Linked DNA regions of Homo sapiens: region 2 is linked to region 1. Evidence: read pairs that join two places in POLR2A ChIA-PET (ENCODE). Cell type or tissue: Caco-2. All regions are shown on one strand. Links, peaks and the distances in the headings refer to the core of each region. The heading gives the core; the rest is flanking DNA.

The links. ChIA-PET counts read pairs that join two places held together with the same protein. Peaks named below come from ENCODE experiments on the same cell type or tissue, not always from the same donor. Only the 100,000 strongest peaks of a DNase experiment are listed, where the experiment ranks them.
Region 2: POLR2A ChIA-PET joins it to region 1 with 5 read pairs; 4 of 35 experiments call an interaction of 5 or more read pairs at or near these places.

Annotation. Positions count from the first base shown.
Region 1 is chrX:41,378,568-41,389,221 of GRCh38, forward strand. No RefSeq gene overlaps it. Among named protein-coding and RNA genes, the nearest start is that of DDX3X, 50 kb to the left of the region's middle. RefSeq lists enhancers at 3,169-3,463, 6,936-7,453. In Caco-2, for the core only: no CTCF peak of the experiment used is centred there; DNase peaks (open chromatin) are centred at 3,294, 4,924 and 5,664; H3K4me3 peaks cover 171 bases.
Region 2 is chrX:41,261,754-41,272,407 of GRCh38, forward strand. No RefSeq gene overlaps it. Among named protein-coding and RNA genes, the nearest start is that of LINC02601, 8.7 kb to the right of the region's middle. In Caco-2, for the core only: no CTCF peak of the experiment used is centred there; no DNase peak of the experiment used is centred there.

The DNA.
Region 1 (10,654 bases), core at 1,439-9,438:
CTGCACCTGGCTGAATGTGACCATTTTCTACATGAAATTGCCACATGAGCTCATTTCGAGCTTTGTATATTTATTTTGGTAATAAGAACTCTGTGGGATTATCCTTTAGAAACCAACAATATATCTATCAAAACTGAACATACACATTCCCTGACCCAGCAACCCCACTCCTAGGTAGATAGCCAACGGAAATGCAGATATATGTTTACCCAAAGGCAAAAATGTCCATAGCGGTGCTCTTTGTAATAGCCCCAACAGAAAACTACCCAAATGCCTACCACCTATAGGGAATGGAGAAATAAATGGTGTATTCACCCAGTGGAATACTCTACAGCAACAAGAATCAGTAAGCTCTTGAGAAGACATGGAGGAACCTCATGCATGTAATGTTGCACAAGAAGGCCAACAAATGTAGGAGTCCGTACTTTATGATTCCATTCATATTCCAAAACAGGCCAAATGAATCCAGATACCACAACTCAGGATAGTGGTTATAGTTCACTAAGTTTTGTTTCTTTGTTTGTTTGTTTATTTTTTTCTCGAGACGGAGTCTTGCTCTGTTGCCCAGGCTGGAGTGCAATGGCGCAATCTCAGCTCAATGCAACCTCTGCCTCCTGGGTTCAAGCGATTCTCCTGCCTCAGCCTCCTGAGTAGCTGGGGCTATGGATGTGCACCACCGCACCCAGCTAATTTTTTGTATTTTTAGTAGAGACGGTGTTTCACCATGTTGGCCAGACTGGTCTCAAACTCCTGACCTTGTGATCCACCTGCCTCGGCCTCCCAAAGTGCTGGGATTACAGACATGGGCCACTGTGTCTGGCCATAGTTCACTAAGTTTTTAAAAATCCGTGATAGCAAATGGTTTACAGGGTACAAAGTGCCTTTGCATATGTGTTATCTCACGTTTTGCTCATTTTCATGCCAAGTGGACTTTATTGAGATATTATTTACATATAACAAAGTGCATAAATTTTAAGTGATGACCCTAATGAATTTTACCACACATACACACCCAGGTAACCCACACCAAGATCAAGCTACAGAACATTCCTGAACTCCTGAGAGTTCCTTCACATGATCTCCTTTGATCATCATGACAATCTCTGGACAGCAGAGCCATTATCTGCCCATATCATCTCTGAGGAACATCAGCCTTAGAGGCCAAGACCTGCCATGGTCCCAGTGCCCCCTCTGGGTTGGGACGGTGCTGCCCTCATGGCAGAGAAATGGCTGAGAGGCTCTCAGTAGCCTTCTCAGAACCCTCTGACTTGAGTTGGCATCATTAGCCTATGAATTCACTTTCTGGAAAATGAGGCTCTGTCCCCTTGCTACACAGCTGGGCAGGGAGCTGGGGAGGTGGGTTGGGTGGCACTAGCTAGTTATTTTTTTATTTTATTTATTTATTTATTTTGAGACAGTCTCACTCTGTTGCCCAGGCTGGAGTGCAGTGGCATGATCTCGGCTCACTACAACCTCCGCCTCCCAGGTTCAAGCGATTCTCTTGCCTCAGCCTCCTCATAGCTGGGACTATAGGCGCGCACCACCGTACCTGGCTAATTTTTTTTTTTTTTTCTTGAGATGGAGTCTCGCTCTGTCGCCCAGGCTGGAGTGCAGTGCGCAATCTCAGCTCACTGCAAGCTCCGCCTCATGGGTTCACGCCATTCTTCTGCCTCAGCCTCCTGAGTAGCTGGGACTATAGGTGCCCGCCACCATGCCCGGCTAATTTTTTGTATTTTTAGTAAAGGCGGGGTTTCACCGTGTTAGCCAGGATGGTCTCGATCTCCTGACCTCGTGATCTTCCCGCCTTGGCCTCCCAAAGTGCTGGCATTACAGGCATGAGCCACCTTGCCCAGCCAGTTTTTTTGTATTTTTAGTAGAGATGGGGTTTCACCATGTTGGCCAGGCTGGTCTCAAACTCCTGACATTAGGTGACCCACCCACCTTGGCTCCCCAAAGTGCTGGGATTACAGGCATTAGCCACTGTGCCTGGCCCTGGCTAGTTATTTTTAAACTCCAGTTATTTTCCAGAGCTATCTCCCAACCATCACCATTACGGACAATGCCCTGGAGTCTGAGGGTTGGCAGTGCCAGGTGAGGGATGCTAGTGTCTGTGAGAAACTGCCCTTGGGGAGGGAGTGGCCACCAACCAGCCCAACTGGGTGGGCAGGGCTCCTGGGAGAAACAGGCAGATGCTGCACGGGAATGAGGCCTGTGTGGGCCTCATGCTGAAGCTTCAGGGGCGGCTCGGTGTGAGTGCATTCAGGGTTCGATTCTCACCACCCCCAGTCCCTGCCTGGGCCTGGGTGAGGTTTGAGGGCTGACCCGAGGCAAGCCCAGAGCAAAGACAAGGTGCACATTGGGCTTTCCTGAGGCCTTCTCCCTCCAGTTCCAAGCCCTTTCTCAAACTGACTGTTTCCCCAGGACATGGCCCTGGGGGCGAGGCCAGAATCCCTTGTGGCCTCTTTTCTCTCTCTCTCTCTTTTTTTTTTGAGATGGAGTTTCGCTCTTGTTGCCCAGGCTGGAGTGCAATGGCGTGATCTCGGCTCACCGCATCCTCCGCCTCCCAGGTTCAAGCAATTCTCCTGCCTCAGCCTCCCCAGTAGCTGGGATTACAGGCATTTGCCACCATGCCCGGCTACTTTTGTATTTTTAGTAGAGACAGGGTTTCTCCATGTTGGTCAGGCTGGTCTTGAACTCCCGACCTCAGGTGATCTGCCCGCCCTGGCCTCCCGAAGTGCTGGAATTACAGGCGTGAGCCACCATGCCCGGCCGTTTTTTTTTTTTGAGACGGAGTCTCACTCTGTTGCCCGGGCTGGAGTGTAGTGGCGAGGTCTCGGCTCACTGCAACCTCCACCTCCCAAGTTCAAGCAATTCTGCCTCAGCCTCCCGAGTAGCTGGGATTACAGGCGCCCGCCACTACGCCCAGCTAATTTTTTGTATTTTTAGTAGAGACGGGGTTTCACCATGTTGGCTAGGCTGGTCTCAAACTCCTGACCTTGTGATTCGCCCTCCTCTGCCTCCCAAAGAGCTGGAATTACAGGCTTGAGCCACCAGGCCTGGCCTCGTGGCCTTTTTTCTTTAGGGGCGACCTGGTGGGTTCATCTGGAGCAAGGATGCCCTTCCTCACTTTGCTCAGAGCTCTGGGAAATTTCTGGGCCCTCTTAGGCAGTTCTCTTGATTCTCCCAGTCATGAACAAAGGCCCCCGTCCCCCACTGGGACTGGAACTCTTTGTTCTGGAAAGCTGAGTACTGCAGGGCAGGCCTGGGTCAGAGGCCACTGCCTGGTGTTCCCTCGGGGCAGAGTCCCCTCTAGCCACACTCTCACTGGCTTCTGAAAGAGGAAGGCTGACGAACTGGGTGACTCATCCCATTTCTGGAAAAGAGAGGATCAGGAGTTCAGATGGGCATGTTTATGACTGACGTCTGGATGAGATGACACGATAAACATAAGGGCTTAACAAAATTTAGCAAAGACTTGGGCAGCAGCCCATGAAGAAGTGTTTAGTTTTTCTATTAAAAAAAAAAAAAAGCCGGGCGCCATGGCTCACACCTGTAATCCCAGCACTTTGGGAGGCCGAGGCGGGCGGATCACGAGGTCAGGAGATCGAGACCTTCCTGGCTAACACAGTGAAACCCCGTCTCTACTAAAAATACAAAAATTAGCCGGGTGTGGTGGCGGGCGCCTGTAGTCCCAGCTACTCGGGAGGCTGAGGCAGGAGAACCGCGTGAACCCGGGAGGCTGAGCTTGCGGTGAGCAGAGATCGCGCCACTGCACTCCAGCCTGGGCGACAGAGCGAGACTCCGTCTCAAAAAAAAAAAAAAAAAAAAGCCAGCCGAGCGCAGTGGCTCACACCTGTAATCCCAGCACTTTGGGAGGACGAGGCAGGCGGATCACCTGAAGTCAGGAGTTCAAGACCAGCCTGCTGAACATGGTGAAACCCCGTCTCTACTAAAAATACAAAAATTAGCCGGGCTTGGTAGCGCGCCTATAATCCCAGCTGCTCTGGACGCTGAGGCAGGAGAATCGCTTGAACCCGGGAGGTGGAGGTTGAGGGAGCTGAGCTCATGCCATTGACCTCCAGCCTGGGTGGCAAGAGTGAAACTCTGTCTCAAAAAAAAAAAAAAAAAAAAAAGCCTTAATTCCAAAGCCACAAATGAGCCTACACCATTGGCTCATCTCAGCCTAAGAATCCAATTCCAGGAGGTAGGAGAGGGTGACCTGCGGTGGCCGAGAAGGATGTGACGGCTCTCCGAGGTGAACAACCGTTCATTCTCAATGAATAGTTTCACATGGACCCATGGACCCATTTCAGGGATTTGCTGTTCTTTAAAACACGGCAGAAAAAACCCCAAACAAAAATTCCTATGTACACCAGTCACCCCTTCTCTCTTCTGCTTTTTGGCTAACATCAGGCCAGGGACACATGGTGGCCCTAGCTCAGTCTTTGCTGGGACTTGGTGACAAGCCCAGGGACAAAGAAAACCAGTCTCTACTCTGACCTACCCCAAAGGGTGCCCATTAGGGACGGGGCAAATAAACAAGCTTTGAGATTTTTACATGGAAATCTCAAGGGACCAAGATTTCACTCACTCTGGTAAAACAAAAACAAAAACACCCTCCTTCTGTTCCCCGGAACTGAGCTTCTGAGTAACAACTGTTGGCCTCTACCCACACACACAGCTCAGTCTCTATTTGCAACAAGATCCTGGATGCTGGGCTTTGATATGAATTCTAACCCTTTGATTTCAGCACCTGTCTGTCCCTGCTGTGTTGTAAAAGTGGGGTGGGGGTGGGAAGCTATAACCACTTCTAGACAGGAAGTTATTTAGGCAAAAAAAAAAAAAAAAAAACAAACAAAAAAAACAGATGAAGCATTGCACCAAGTACAAAGGTAGCCACACCTCAGGCTGAAAGGTTCCTTCCAGAGAGATAAGATACCCGACAGCAAAAGTCACACAGCTCCATGAGATCTGGGTGAAATGGAAACTTCCTGTTTATTTTAGTCCCTTCAGCCTGGGGGTGGAGAGGGAGCAGCAGAGATGGAAGCCGTGGCTGCTACTTTTGTTAAGAATCAAAACTGCTGGATCAGTCCAGAAGATTGTGGCATCGCCTGTCCCATCAACCATGCCCTCCCGTTCCCACCAAGGACACGACAGAGATAATACCATGAGAATATATGAGTTGCCCACAACTAGCACCAGATGCTGTTGGCAGGCTCATTTTAACTTCACAGCATCCTTCTGGGGATGGGAATAGGAGGGAGTAGATACAATCGTCTTTTTTTTTTTGAGGCGGAGTCTTGCTCTGTCGCCCAGGCTGGAGTGCGGTGGCAAGATCTCGGCTCACTGCAACCTCCGCCTCCCGGGTTCAAGTGATTCTCCTGCCTCAGCCTCCCAAGTAGCTGGGATTACAGGTGCCCATCACCACGCTCGGCTAATTTTTGTATTTTTAGTAGAGACGGGGTTTCACCACGTTGGCCAGGCTGGTCTCAAACTCCCGAGCTCAGGTGATCCGATCCACCTGCCTCAGCCTCCCAAAGTGCTGGGATTACAGGAGTGAACCACTGCGTGTTTTTTTTTTTTTTTTTTTTTTTTTTTAACATATCAGAGCTGCGCTGGGGAGGGTAGGTGACGCAATCACAGTCAAGTAGGCGCTCAGAGGCTGAGTCAGGACCTGGCTTGCTCTCAGGCCCTGCCCCCACCCCAGCTACTTCCTCCTAAATATCTCTAATCGCTCAGTTTCTTGGACCTTTAGTTTTAGCACTGGGACTGCCCTGATTAATTCCTTTAGCAATGATCACACCCATAAGTACGCCATTTCCACCCTCCCCACCCTAGGGCTCTCTGGGGAAGATGACCTAGTCCAGGGCCACCCAACATCTCAGAGCAGTCCCAGGTAATTCTCAGGATGGTAGACAGGGCTTCTGAGCTCAGCACAGGGATGCTTGATGTTGTTCACACCTGTGAAGAAAGGCAGAAATACACATGCCAAAGACGTGGAGAGACTGGATCCCTCATGCATTGTGGGAGGGATTGCTAAATGTTGCAGCCGCTTTGAAAAACTCCTAGGAAAACCAGAGACCCTTGTTCACTTGTTTATCTGCTGACCTTCCCTCCACTATTGTCCTATGACCCTGCCAAATCCCCCTCTGCGAGAAACACCCAAGAATGATCAATAAATACTAAAAAAAAAAAAAGAAAAACAGTTTGGTGGTTCCTCAAAAGGTTAAACATAGAGTTACCATACGCCCCAGCAATTCCACTTTTAGTGTAAATCAAAAACTGACTGATGGCAGGCCTTCGTGGCTCACGCCTGTAATCCCAGCGCTTCGGGAGGCTGAGGCAGGCGGATCACTTGAGGCCGGCGGATCACTTGAGGCCAGGAGTTTGAGACCAGCCTGGGCAACATGGCGAAACCCCGTCTCTACTAAAAATACAAAATTAGCCGGGTGTGGTGGCTCACACCTGTAATTCCAGCTACTTGTGAGGCTGAGGCAACAGAATTCCTTGAGCCCGGGAGGCAGAGGCTGCAGTGAGCCACGATGGTGTTACTGCACTACAGCCTGCGACAGAATGAGACTCTGTCTCAAAAACAACAACAACAAACGACTGAGACAGGTTTCAACGAATTTAGAGGTTTATTTAGCCAAGGTTGAGGACATGTCTGGGGGAAAAAAAAACACAAGTCACAGTAGAATCTGTGTCCTGTGCTTTTTCCAAAGAGGGTTTGGGAACTTCAGTATTTAAAGGGGAAAGAACAGCCGGGTGTGGTGGCTCAGGCCTGTAATCCCAGCACTTTGGGAGGCCAAGGCAGGAGGATCGCTTGAGCCCAGGAGTCCAAGACCAGCCAGGGCAACTTGGCAAAACCTCCTCTCTACTAAAAATACAAAAATTGGCTGGGCATGGTGGCTCACGCCTGTAATCCCAGCACTTTGGGAGGCCGAGGAGGGTGGATCATGAGATCAGGGGTTCAAGATCAGCCTGGCCAAGATGGTGAAACCCTGTCTCTACTAAAAATACAAAAATTAGCTGGGCGTGGTGCAGACACCTGTAATCCCAGCTACTTGGGAGGCTGAGGCAGGAGAGTTGCTTGAACCTGGGGGAGGAGGTTGCAGTGAGCCAAGATGGCGCCACTGCACTCTAGCCTGGGTGACAGAGTGAGATTCTGTCTCCAAAAAAAAAAAAAAAAAAATTAGCCGGGCGTGGTGATGCATGCCTGTGGTCCCAGCTGCTCAGGAGGCTGAGGTGGGAGGATCACCTGAGCACAGGTGGTAGAGGTTGCAGTGAGCCAAGATCATGCCACTGCATTCCAGCCTGGGCATCAGAATGAGAGCCTGTCTCAAAAAAATAAATAAATAAATAAATAAAAATAAAAATAAATGAAAAATAAAGGGGAAAGGGCCAGGCGTGGTGGGTGGCTCACTCTTGTAATCCCAGCACTTTGGGAGGCCTAGGCTGGCAGATCACTTGAGGTCAGGAGTTCAAGACCAGCCTGGCCAACATGGTGATACCCCATCTCTACTAAAAATACAAAAATTAGACGGTCATGGTGGTACACGCCTGTAATTCTAGCTACTCAGGAGGCTGAGGTGCGAGAGTTGTTTGAACCTGGGAGGCAGCAGTTGCAGTGAGCCAAGATTGCACTACTGCACTCCAGCCAGGGCGACAGAGGAAGACTCCATCTCAAAAAATAATAATAACAATAAATAAATAAAAAATAAATAAAGGGGAAAGGGCAAGCAGGAGGGGAAGAAAAAAAAACAAGGTGGGTAGGCAATGAGGCACCTGGTTACATTCTTATGAGACTGTGAATCTACATTTTACATGTGAAAAGAAAGGGGAAGGGGAGGGAGTCAACTATGCATTCCTCCCCTGCTCAGTAAATCTACATTTTACATAAGGTAAAGTAAGCAAGTGAAATTACAGCTATCTGTTTGAGAATGAAAGGAAAGCAGTTTTTGCATGACTCAGTTCCCAAGCTTAACTTTCCCTTTGGCATAGTGAGTTGGAGTTCCATTTTTCTTTCACGCTAGGTATCTACCCAAGAGAAATGAGACGTATGTACGCATAAAACTCCTACACGAGTGTTCACAGCAGCATTATTCATAATAGCCCCAAATTGGAAACAACCCAATTGTCTACTGAGAAAAGAAAAATAGCTCAGAGCAGGCCCAGAGAGACATGAATAGGGACTTCAGTCATCATCTCCCCAGCCCCCACCGCATGCCTGGGGACAATTGTTTAAAGTCACTTTGTTCCTGACTAGCTGGCTCACCTATTATCTTCATGTACCTGGGATTTGTGATATAAAGACAAATTTTTACTTTAAAAATCCACTTGTAGGCCTGGCACGGTGGCTCACGCATGTAATCCCAGCAGTTTGGGAAGCCTAGGCAGGTGGATCACTTGAGGCCAGGACTTCCAGACTAACCTGGCCAAACATGGCAAAACCCCGTCTCTACTCAAAATACAAAAGTTAAAAACAAACAAACAAACAAAAGTTAGCTGGGCATGGTGGCGTGTGCCTGTAATCGCAGCTACTCAGGAGGCTGAGTCAGGAGAATCTCTTGAACCTGGGAGGGAGGTGGAGGTTGCAGTGAGCTGAGATCACGCCACTGCACTCCAGCCTGGGCAACAGAGCAAAACTTGGTCTCCAAAAAAAAAAAAAAAATCCACTTGTAACTGCTGCTAGGCAGAATGTTATGTTCAGGGCAACCTGAATCTGTGCTCTCAGATAACAATTTTAAAGCTTGGCCCAAATAAACTCTCTACGTATATTCATTTTGCCCCAGCTTCTTCCTTTTAGGTTGACACCATCAAGTGACAAATGGATAAACAAAATGTGGTATATCCAAACAGTAGAATATGATTCATCAGTGAAAAGGAATGAAGTATTGATACATGCCATAACACTGGCGAAACTTGAAGACCTGTTAGTTAAGTTTATGGATACAAAGGTCACATATTATATATTGTATGATTCCATTTATATAAAATGTCCAGAATAGGCCGGGCACAGTGGCTCACACCTATAATCCCAGCTACTTGGGAGGCTGAGGCAGGAGAATCACTTGAACCCGGGAGGTGGAGGTTGCAGTGAGCCGAGACGGTGCCATTGCACTCCAGCCTGGGAGACAGAGCTAGACTCCGTCTCAAAAAACTAAAAAGATAAATAAAAAATAAAAAACAAAAATCCAGGAGCATTGCGGCAGGGGATATGGAGCCAAAGGCCATTGCGACGACATGAAGAAAGTAGAGTTTGAGAAGGAATAGCCTGGCATTTATGGAAAAATGTCTCAGAAGCAATGACTAGCAATAAAAGGCTGATTGAGAAACTGGGGCAGGAATCCAGAAATGAAATGATGAGGGTCTAGGCCAAAGCCTTGACAGGGAACTGGAGAGAGAAGATCCAATTTACAGTCTAAAGAGGAAACTGGCACCAGATTACATGGTCACATTAGTGAACCAAACTAGGGCCCACTTGCCTGGAGCAGCAAAGCCAAACACTGACATCGGGATAGCAGCGAAAGTGAGACATTTATTGCAGGACACCAAGCCAGGAGAATTGGCCAGCTAATGCTTGAGACTGGAACTCCATGATGACTTACAGGTAAGGGTTTTTAAAGGCAAAGAGGTAGAGGTTACAGGCAAAGTCATAAATCAAGGCAGGACATCCTCAAGTCCCGGGATTGTGGGGGTGGGGGCACAGGTCGTAGGTGGATTCAGAGATTTTCTTTTTTTTTTTTTTTTTTTTTTTTTTGATACAGAGTCTCCGTCTGTTGCCCAGGCTAGAGTGCAGTGGCACGTTCTCGGCTCACTGCAACCTCCGCCTCCCGGGTTCAAGTGATTCTCGTGCCTCAACCTCCCGAGCAGCTGGGATTACAGGTCCGCGCCATCATGCCTGTCTAATTTTTGTATTTTTAGTAGAGACGGAGGTTTCACCATGTTGGCCAGGCTGGTCTCGAACTCCTGACCTCAAGTGATCTGCCCGCCTCGGCCTCCCAAAGTGCTAGGATTATAGGCGTGAGCCACCGGGCCCAGCCAGGATTCAGAGATTTTCTGATTAACGATTAGTTAAGGAGGTGAAGCTTTGTCTAAAACTTTGAGATCAACAGAAAGGAATGTTCACTCTTGCTTGTGGACATGACCTCCTCTGGGCCCCTCAAAAAGAAATTTAGAGCAGAGGTCAGAGTTCAACCTTCAGTTCCCCGTTATCTGAGGTTTACATGCCAGCTGATCCTTGTGATGGGGGCCCGAGGTTCCGAAAAACAACTCAGGGACATATATCAAGATGTTATCTTCAATTTCTTTTTTCTTTTTCTTTTCTTTTCCTTTATTTTATTTTATTTTTTATTTTATTTTTTGTGACTAGATCTTGCTCTATTACCCAGGCTGGAGTGCAGTGGCGCAATTTCGGGTCACTGCTATCTCCACCTCCGGGGCTCAAGCCATCCTCCCACCTCAGCCTCCTGAGTAGCTGGCACTACAGGCATGGGCTATGTGATCTTTCTGTGCTTTAATCTTCCCAGTTGTAAAAATTAAAGAACAGTAGTGACTACCTCCTAGGTTGTCCTGACAGTAACCGAGAAAATCCATGTGGAACAGCAGAAACACTAAGAAGAATGCAAATGTGCTTTCCTCTCTTGTATTTCCA
Region 2 (10,654 bases), core at 793-8,792, 120 kb before region 1:
GGGAGTCTGAGGCAGGAGAATAGCTTGAACCCAGGAGGTGGGGATTGCAGTGAGCCGAGATCAGGCCACTGCACTCCAGCCTGGGCGACAAAGTGAAACTCCATCTCAAAACAAAACGAAACAAAAAACAAAACAAAAAACTGGTTTCAGGTCATAGCAGGCAGTTTCAGCAGCCAGGCTTGCAGAGAATTACATTTTTGGAGCAATGTTATGTGCCCTGCCTGCTTCCCCCTGACCTCCTGACTCTGTTTCAGTTGGGTATGTCAAGAATGACCCAATTCGTATGATCTTTTCTTCTCTCCTTTCTTTTCTTTTCTTTTCTTTCTTTCTCTCTTTCTTTCTTCCTTCCTTTCTTTTCTTTCTCTCTTTTTCCTTCCTTTCCTTTCTCCTTTCCTTTCCTTACTCCTTTCCTTTCTCCTTTCCTTTCCTTTCTCCTTTCCTTTCCTTTCTCCTTTCCTTTCTCCTTTCCTTTCCCTTTCCCTTTCCTTTCCCTTCCTTTTCCCTTCCCTTCCCTTCCCTTCCCCTCCGCTCCCTTCCCCTTCCTTTTCCCTTCCCTTCCCTCCCCTCCCCTCCCCTCCCTTCCCTTTCTGTGTGTCTTGCTCTATTACCCAGGCTGGAAGACAGTGGTGCAATCATGGCTCACTGCAGCCTCCACCTCCTGAGCTCAAGCAATTCTTGGCCTCCCAAGTATCTAGGACTACAGGCACATGCCACCATGCCCAGCTATTTTTTTGTATTTTTTATAGAGGTGGGGTTTCACCTTGTTGCCCAGGCTGGTCTCAAATTCCTGGCCTTGAGTGATCCCTCAGCCTCTCAAAGTGCTGGGATTACAAGCATGAGCTACCACACCCAGCTGAAGTATGATCAACTTTTACACCTACAATCACACAAGATAGGCCAGATAATTTCTTTTTTTTTTCTTTTTTGAGACAGAATCTTGCTCTGTCACCAGGCTGGAGAGCCGTGGTGCGATCTCGGCTCACTGCAATCTCCGCCTCCTGAGTTCAAGCAATTCCCCTGCCTCAGCCTCCTGAGTAGCTGGGACTACAGGTGTGCACCACCACGCCCAGCTAATTTTTTGTATTTTAGTAGGGACGGGGTTTCACCATGTTGGCCAGGATGGTCTCAATCTCCTGACCTTGTGATCCACCCACCTCGGCCTCCCAAAGTGCTGGGATTACAGGGGTGAGCCACCTCACCTGGCCAGAGAATTTCTTTATAGCCAGCTCCAAGACAGGTAATTTATAAAGAAAAGAGGTTTATTTGGCTCAAGGCAGGAGAATATTAGAGTATATTTTAGTTTCTAAGGTACTATGGTTTGGATACTTAATCCCTCCAAATTTCACGTGGAAATGTGGCCCCCAGTATTGGAGGTGGGGCCTGGTGGGAGGTGTTTGGGTCATGGGGGTGGATCCCTCGTGAATGGCTTGGTGTTGTCCTCGCTGTAATGAGTGCTCTCTCTCTCTTGCTTCCTGTCTCTCCATGTGATCTGCACATGCCATATCCCCTTCCCCTTCCGCCACGATTAGAAGCTTCCTGAGGCCTCACCAGAAGCAGATACTGGAGCCATGCTTCTTGCATAGCCTACAGAACCGTGAGCCAAATAAACCTCTTTTCTTTATAAACTACCCAGCTTCAGGAATCCCTTTACGGCAATGCAAAAGAACTAAGATATACAGGCTGCCTTGGAGAGAAAAAGGAGCAGGTGAAAGGAGGGCAGGAGAAGCTCAGAGAGAGAGAGATTCTGTTTTCTGAGGCCTAAAGCACCCCAATGTTATGACAAGAGAATGTCTTTCACCTTTATGGCTCTGAAGGCTGTTCTGAAGCTGCTTCAGGAACTAAGGACAAAAGGCCAAATGTTATTTATTTATGTATTTATTTATTTTTTATTTTTTATTTCTTTTAAGATGAAGTCTCACTCTGTCTCCCAGGCTGGAGTGCAGTGGTGTGATCTTGGCTCACTGTAACCTCTGCCTCCCGGGTTCAAGCAATTCTCGTGCCTCAGCCTCCAGAGTAGCTGGCATTACAGGCGCCTACCACCATATCTGGCTATTTTTTTTGTATTTTTAATAGAGACGGGGTTTCACCATGTTGGCTAGGCTGGTCTTGAACTCCTGACCTCAAGTGATCTGCCCGCCTTGGCCTCCCAAAGTGCTGGTATTATAGGCATGAGCCACTGCGCCCAGCCCAAATGCTTTTAAAATATATACCTATTGTTTTAGTCACTTAGGAAATAACAAGGGCTATGGCACTTATCAACCAGGAAGTGTGAACAAAAACCAATATAAATATATCATAACATCACAACATCCAAGCCCAATGTGCCATTACAATGTTGGCTGGAACATCGTGCACTACTTATAAAAATGGGCCTTGGCCAGGTATGGTGGCTCACGCCTGTAATCCCAGCACTTTGGGAGGCCGAGGCAGGTGGATCACCTGAGGTCAGGAGTTCAAGACCAGCCTGACCAACATGGATAAACCCCATCTCTACTAAAAATACAAAATTAGCTGGGCGTGGTGGTGCATCCCTGTGGTGCATCCCTGTAATTCCAGCTACTTGGGGGGCTGAGGCAGGAGAATGGCTTGAACCCGGGAGGCAGAGGTTGCGGTGAGCTGAGATCATGCCATTGCACTCTAGCCTGGGCTACAAAAGCGAAACTGCATCTCAAAAAACAAAGCAAAACAAAACACCCCAAAATGACTGAGTTCTGGGAGCTTCTGAATATCTGCACGCGTGGAGGTTCCTGGAGGGTGGTACACCTGGAGGGGGCATGGAAGCTCCGCACCCCTTCCCCCATACCTTGCCCTATGTATCTCTTCATCTGTATCCTTTGTAATATCCTTGATAATAAACTGGTAAATGTGTTTCCCTGAGTTCTGGGAGCCCCTCTAGCAAGTTTTTTTTTTTTTTTGAGACGGAGTGTCGCCCAGGCTGGAGTGCAGTGGTGCAATCTCATCTCACTGCAAGCTCCGCCTCCTGGGTTCATGCTATTCTCCTGCTTCAGCCTCCGGAGTAGCTGGGACTACAGGTGCCTGCCACCACGCCCGGCTAATTTTTTTGTATTTTTAGTAGAGACGGGGTTTCACCGTGTTGGCCAGGATGGTCTCGATCTCCTGACCTCGTGATCTGCCCGCCTTGGCCCCCCAAAGTGCTGGGATTACAGGTGTGAGCCACCGCGCCCGGCCCCCTCTAGCAAATTAAATGAACCAAAGGAAGGGGTGGTGGGAACCCCGATGTATAGCTTGTCGGTCAGAAGCACAGGTGACACAACCTGGGGCTTGCCATTGGTATCTGAAGGTGGGGGCAGTCTTGGGGACTGAGCCATCAACCTGTGGGATCTGAAGCTATCTCCAGGTAGAGAGTGTCAGAATTGAATTGAATAGAATTGGAGGACACCCAGTTGGTGTCCACTGCAGAACTGATTGCTTGATTGCTGGTGGGGAGAAATCCCCACATATTTTGGGGTCACGGAAGTCTTCTGTGTTGATTGTTGTGTGAGACCAGAGAAAAGACAGTTTGTGTTTTTTCCACTCAGACTTTGGCTTGCTAGAAAACAAATAGAGAAGCCGGGCGCAGTAGCTCATGCCTGTAATCCCAGCACTCTGGGAGGACGAGATGGGTGGATCACCTGAGGTCAGGAGTTTGAGACCCATCTGACCAACATGGTGAAACCCCGTCTCTACTAAATACAAAAAATTAACCAGGCATGGTGGTGCATGCCTGTAATCTCAGCTACTCTGGACGCTGAGTCAGGAGACTCGCTTGAACCCGGGAGGTGGAGGCTGCAGTGAGCTGAGATCGCACAACTGCACTCCACCCTGGGCAAGACAGAGTGAGACTCCGTCTCAAAAAAAAAAAAAGAAAAAGAAAAAAGAAAAAAAGAAAAGAAAAAAGAAAAAGAAAACAAATGGAGGCCCCAGCTTGGAGTTCATTGCCATGCCTGCTCTAGCCCCAGCAGTAAGAATTGCTTCTTACTGGACTCAGCGTCAGCAGTGCAATTCTTACTGCACTGATTTAGTGAGCATGACTTAGCGATCACTCAGACAACTGCTCTCCCACGTGAGGATGGTGAAAAAATGACGCTGCAGCCAGCGTCAGAAGTTTCGTTTTATAAGCAGTCGTGCTGTGCTGTGCTGGCAATGGTGCCCTGTGGTTACCACTTTCTTACAGAGCTCACAGAAGGTGTGCTTCAGCTTTGGGATGCTGAGATGAATGGGCTTTGGAGAGAATTTGACAGTTCAAAAAAAACACTTCCGTTTTTAGACATGCATATTTAGCTGTTTGGGAATGCAATTGTTTCCTTCTTGAATGTCAAATATAAGAGTGCTACAGGCCGGGCACGGTGGCTCACGCTTGTAATCCCAGCACTTTGGGAAGCTGAGGCAGGCAAATCACTTGAGGTCAGAAGTTTGAGACCAGCCTGGCCAACATGGCAAAACCCCGTCTCTACTAAAAATACAAAAATTAGCCGGACATGTTGGCGGGTGCCTGTAATCCCACCTACTCGGGAGGCTGAGGCACGAGAATCACTTGAACCTGGGAGGTGGAGGTTGCAGTGAGCTGAGATCATGCCACTGTTCTCCAGCCTGGGTGACAGAGTGAGACTCGGTCTCAGAAAAAAAAAAAAAAAAAAAAGAGTGCTACAATCACATGACCATATTTGTGCTGAAATCCTGTTTCTTACTATCATTCCCATTCCATTTCGTTGAGACTTGTAACCGAAAGAGGGTCAGGTTGCTTGCCACTTGCAGAAAGAAGCCAAAATAAGAGCAAGGTGTGTTAAAAAGAAAGTAAATTTCATTATCCGTTGCTAGCAAGGAAAGGCTGGCCAGAATCCTTTCCAAAAATTGCCATTTTCCAATTTCTGGAGAGGGGGCCCTGGTTTAAGAAGAGGGGCTTGGACTGCAGAAGAGGCACGGGGGGCTAGGAGGTACCAGGTGGCATGTCTCGCTCCAATGGCTTCTTTTGAATTATTGTTCCATCTGCTGAAGGGGCCAGCACCATCATGAGTCCACGCAGCTCACAAATCAATCGCAGTCAATCTCTAGCTGAGAGTGAACTCCAGCCTTGAAGTAACCTCCTGCTGAGGAGAGAATTCCAGGGATATCTGGTCCGTGTCAGAATTCAGCTCTGGAAACTTCTAAGGAAATCTATAACCAGATAAGTGAGCATGGTGTGAGTTTAGCAAGCATCCAGGTAAATAAGTGTGCATGACACATGAGAGCATAATGTTGGAAAGGGAAGGGCGTTTGAAAGCACGTTTCGTAAGACCAAAGAAAACACACCTGCAGTTTGTCTCAAAGCTACGTCTTGAGACTGAGGAGAAAGGAGGAAAGGAAAACAAGTTTTTAAAACACAGTTTGAAGCTAAGCTGGGTCTAACTCTATTGCCCAGGCTGGAGTACAGTGGCGCAATCACGGCTGACTGCAGCCTCGACTTCCCAGGACCAAGTGATCCTCCCACCTCAGCCTCCTGAGTAGCTGAGACTACAGGCATGAACCACCACACCTGGCCAATTATGTATTTTAGTAGAGACAGAGTCTCACCATATTGCCCGGGCTGGTCTCGATCTCCTGGGTTCAAGGAATCTGCCTACCTCAGCCTCCCAAAGTGCTGGGATTACAGGCATGAGCCACCCCACCTGGTCTCTTTTTCCCTCTTGTTTTTAAAAGATATTTGAAATTTAGCTTTATATTCTGGCCAGGCACAGTGGCTCATACCTGTAAACCCAGTGCTTTGGGAGGCCGAGGCAGGAGGATTGCTTGAGCCCAGGAGTTTGAGACCAGCCTGAGCAATATAGTGAGACCCCATCTCTACAAAAAATTAACAAAAAGTTAGCCGGGCATGGTGGTGTGCGCCTGTGGTGGCCCAGCTACTCAGGAGGCTGGAAATGGGAGGGTCACTTGAGTCCTAGAAGCCGAGGTGCAGTGAGCTATGATCACGCCACTGCACTCCAGGTAGGCAACAGAGACCCCGTCTCTACAAAAAAGAAAAAAAATGGTCACAGCCATGCATCAGCAGATGTCCAATAATTCCAATGATAGCTGTAATAGTAAGAAAATGACAGGCCCGGCCGAGCGTGGTCGCTCACGCCTGTAATCCTGACACTTTGGGAGGCCGAGGAGGGCGGATCATCTGAGGTCAAGAGTTGGAGACCAGCCTGGCTAACATGGTGAAACCCTGTCTCTACTAAAAATACAAAGAATTAGCCGGATATGGTGGCGGGCACCTGTAATCCCAGCTACTCAGGAGGCTGAGGCATGAGAATTGCTTGAACCCGGGAGGTGGAGGTTGCAGTGAGCTGAGATTGCACCACTGCACTCCAGCCTGGGCGAGAGAGTGGGACTCCATCGCAAAAAAAACAAAAAACAAAAAACAAACAAACAAACAAAAGACCGGACGCTGGATTACGCCTGTAATCCCAGCACTTTGGGAGGCTGAGGCGGGCGGATCACAAGGTCAGGAGATCGAGACCATCCTGGCTAACACAGTGAAACCCCGTCTCTACTAAAAATACAAAAAAAAAATTAGCCGGGCGTGGTGGCAGGCGCCTGTAGTCCCAGCTACTCAGGAGGCTGAGGCAGGAGAATGGTGTGAACCTGGGAGGCGGAGCTTGCAGTGAGCGGACATCGCGCCACTGTGCTCCAGCCTGGGTGACAGAGAGAGACTCCGTCTCAAAAAAAAAAAAAAAAAGAAAATTAAAAAGAAAATGACAGGCTAGGCGTGGTGGCTCACACCTGTAATCCCAGCACTTTGGGAGGCCCAGGTGGGAGGATAGCTTGAGCCCAGGAGTTCGAGACCAGCCTGGGCAACATAGTGATATGGTTTGGCTGTGTCCCCACCCAAATCTCATCTTGAATTCCGACGTGGGAGGTAACTAAATCATGGGGGTAGGTCTTTCCCATGCTGTTCTCGTGATAGTGAATAAGTCTCACAAGATCTGATGGCTGTAAAAAGGGGAGTTTCCCTGCATATGTGCACCTCTCTTTGCCTGCTGCCATCCACATAAGATGTGACTTGCTCCTCCTTGCCTTCCTCCATGCTTGTGAGGCTTCCCCAGCCACGTGGAACTGTAAGTCCAATTAAACCTCTTTCTTTTGTAGCTTGCTCAGTCTCTGGTATCTCTTTATCAGCAGCATGAAAGCGGACTAATACATATAGTGAGACCCTATCTCTACAAAAAATACACACATTAACTGGGTGTAGTGGCACGTACCTTTGGTCCCAGCTATTTGGGAGGCTGAGGTGGGAGGATCACTTGAGCTTGGGAGGTTGAGGCTGCAGGATTGCACCACTGCACTCCAGCCTGGGAGACAGAGTGAGATCCTATCTCAAAAAAAAAAAAAAGAAAAGAAAAAGAAAAAAGAAAAACAAAAAAACCAACATGTCCTTAAGGGAGCCCTGAGATGGCAATTCCCTCTGTTCTCAGGGTGGCAGGGCAGGGGCCCTGGAATAGTCAACTCTAGATGTTTCAAGAGGGCACCCAGTGTGGTAGACTCTGGCTGTGTCTCCCACACTCCCCACAGGTGGTGAGCACGAGTGACCAACTGGCCAAGGAGGGCTCTGCCATTAGACACTATTTCAGTGCCCCTTCTCATCATGGACAAGGGTCCACAGAACTGCCGGGGGCAGAAGGTTCTTCCAGGTTCCCAAAGGCTCAGGGCAGATCAAGGTGTAGCCAACAGATAGGGATGGGAAGAGGTGGCCTGGTAGGGCGATACCTCCACACCATGCCCTGAAACACCATCACCACACAGATCAGAAACCTCTGTCTTTTTGTGGCTGGTACGTAATTTTTTTTTTTTTTTTTTTTTGAGACGGAGTTTCGCTCTTCTTGCCCAGGCTGGAGTACAATGGTGCAATCTCGGCTCACCGCAACCTCCACTACTGGGTTCAAGCAATTCTCCTGCCTCAGCCTCCCAAGTAGCTGGGATTACAGGCATGCGCCACCACGCCCAGCTAATTTTTGTATTTTTTTAGTAGAGACAGGGTTTCTCTGTGTTGGTCAGGCTGGTCTCGAACTCCCAACCTCAGGTGATCCACCCACCTTGGCCTCCCAAAGTGCTGGGATTACAGGTGTGAGCCACCGCGCCCAGCCTGCTGGTGTGTAATTTTATGGTGCCCAAGCCAACTGCAGCACGGCTGCTCTCATAATGCAGGTACCTCTGCAAATTAGACCTTCATCATTGTTTTGAAATGTCTAATAGGAAAAGATAGTTCAGATTCAAAATCCATTCACATTACATAAGAAATGTAAACATTCCACTTGTCCACAAAAGAAAGAGCTGTCAGATTCTTAGTTTTTTTGTTTTTTGTTTTTTTTGTTTTTTCCGGACAGGGTCTCACTCTGTCGACCAGGCCAAAGTGCAGTGGTACTATCTCGGCTCACTGCAGCCTCTGCCTCCTGGGTTCAAGTGATTCTCCTGCCTCAGCTTCCTGAGTAGCTGGGATTACAGGCACGTGCCACCATGCCTGGCTACCAGGTTCTTTAAATATAATATCAACTGTTGCAAAATTGTAAATGGATGATAAAAAATGTTAAACGTTAACTTGTGCTAACACAACTTCCCCTTGATGGTAGCTATCAAGCATTTGAAGTTGGTCGGGTGCGGTGGCTCAAGCCTGTAATCTCAGCACTTTGGGAGGCTGAGGCGGGTGGATCACCTGAGGTCAGGAGTTCGAGACCAGCTTGGCCAACATGGCAAAATCCCGTCTCTACTAAAAATACAAAAATTAGGTGGGCGTGGTGGTGTGCATCTGTAGCCCTAGCTACTCGGGAGGCTGAGGCAGGAGAATCGCTTGAACCTGGGAGGCAGTGACTGCAGTGAGCCGAGATCGTGCCATTGCACTCCAGCCTGGGCGGCAGAGCGAGACTCAAGTCTCAAAAAATAAAAAAGTATTTGAAGTGTTCAGCAGTTCAGCATAAGTCCAGGTCAGAAATTGCCACTGTAAGCATAAAACCTCATATAAAGAGTTTTGTTACACTCCTTGGTGTTTACCCAAACGACTGGAAAACTTATGCCTACACAAAAATCTGCACACAGATGTTTATAGCAGCTTTATTCATAATTGCCAAAGCTTGGAAGCAACCAAGATGTCCTTCAGTAGGTGAATGGATAAATAAACAACTGTGGTATAGCCAGACAGTGGACTAGCACTAAGTAGAAATGAGCTCTCAAGCCATGAAAAGACATGAAGGAAACTTAAATGCATACTATCAAGTGAAGGAAGCCAATCTGAAGAGGCTACGTGCTGTACGATTCCAACTACTCTATGTGACACTCTTGAAAGAGCAAAACTGTGGAGATAGTAAGAAGATCACTGGCTGCCAGGGGCTAGCCGGGAGGGAGGGATGAACAGCTGGACCACAGGGGATCTTTAGGGCAGTGAAAATACTCTGGGCTGGGCACACTCGCTCATGCCTGTAATCCCACCACTTTGGAAGGCTGAGGTGGGAGCATTACTTGAGCCCAGGAGTGTGAGACCAGCTTGGGAAACATGGCGAGACCCCGTCTCTACAAAAAACAGAAAAATTAGTGGGGCATGGTGATGTGCGCCTGTGGTCCCAGCTACTTGGGAGGCTGAGCTGGGAGGACCACCTAAGCCCAGGAGGCAGAGGTTGCAGTGAGCCATGATTGCACCACTGCACTCCAGCCTGAGCAACAGAGCGAGACCCTGTCTCAAATAAACAAAACAAAACAACGAAAAAGAAAAAATACTCTGTATAATACTATGATGCTGGACATACATAATCATACATTTGTCCAAACTCACAAAATATATAACACCAAGAGTAAACCCTAACGTAAACTGTGGACTCTGGGTGATGATGATGTGTTGATGCAGGTTCATCAATTGCAACAAATATACCACTCTGGTGGGGGATATTGATAATGGGGGAGGCTGTACCTGTCGGGAGTCAAGGGGGTATATGGGAAATCTCTGTATCTTCTGCCCACTATTGCCATGAAACTAAAACTGTTCTAAAAAATATAAAGTTGGCTGGGCACAGTGGCTTACACCTGTAATCCCAGCACTTTGGGAGGCTGAGGTGGGCAGATCACCTGAGGTCAGGAGTTTGAAACCAGCCTGGCCAACATGGTGAAACCCATCTCTACTAAAAGTACAAAAATTAGCTGGGCATGGCCAGGCACGGTGGCTCACACCTGTAATCCCAGCACTTTGGGAGGCCAAGGCGGGTGGATCACCTGAGGTCAGGAGTTTGAGACCACCCTGACCAACATGGTGAAACCCCGTCTCTACTAAAAATACCAAAACTAGCCGGGCATGGTGGCACATGCCTGTAATCCCAGCTACTCAGGGGCTGAGGCAGGAGACTTGCTTGAACCCAGGAGGCGGAGGTTGCTGTGAGCCGAGATCGCGTCATTGCACTCCAGCCTGGGCAACAAGAATGAGACTTTGCCTCAAAAAAAAAAAAAAAAAAACAAAATTAGCTGGGCACGGTGGTGTGCGCCTGTAATCCTAGCTACCCGGGAGGCTGAGGCAGGAGAATCACTTGAACCTGGGAGGTGGAGGTTGCAGTGAGTTGAGATCATGCCACTGCACTCCAGCCTGGGCAACAGAGTGACTCCGTCTCAAATATATATATATATATATATGTGTGTGTGTGTGTGTGTGTGTGCGTGTGTA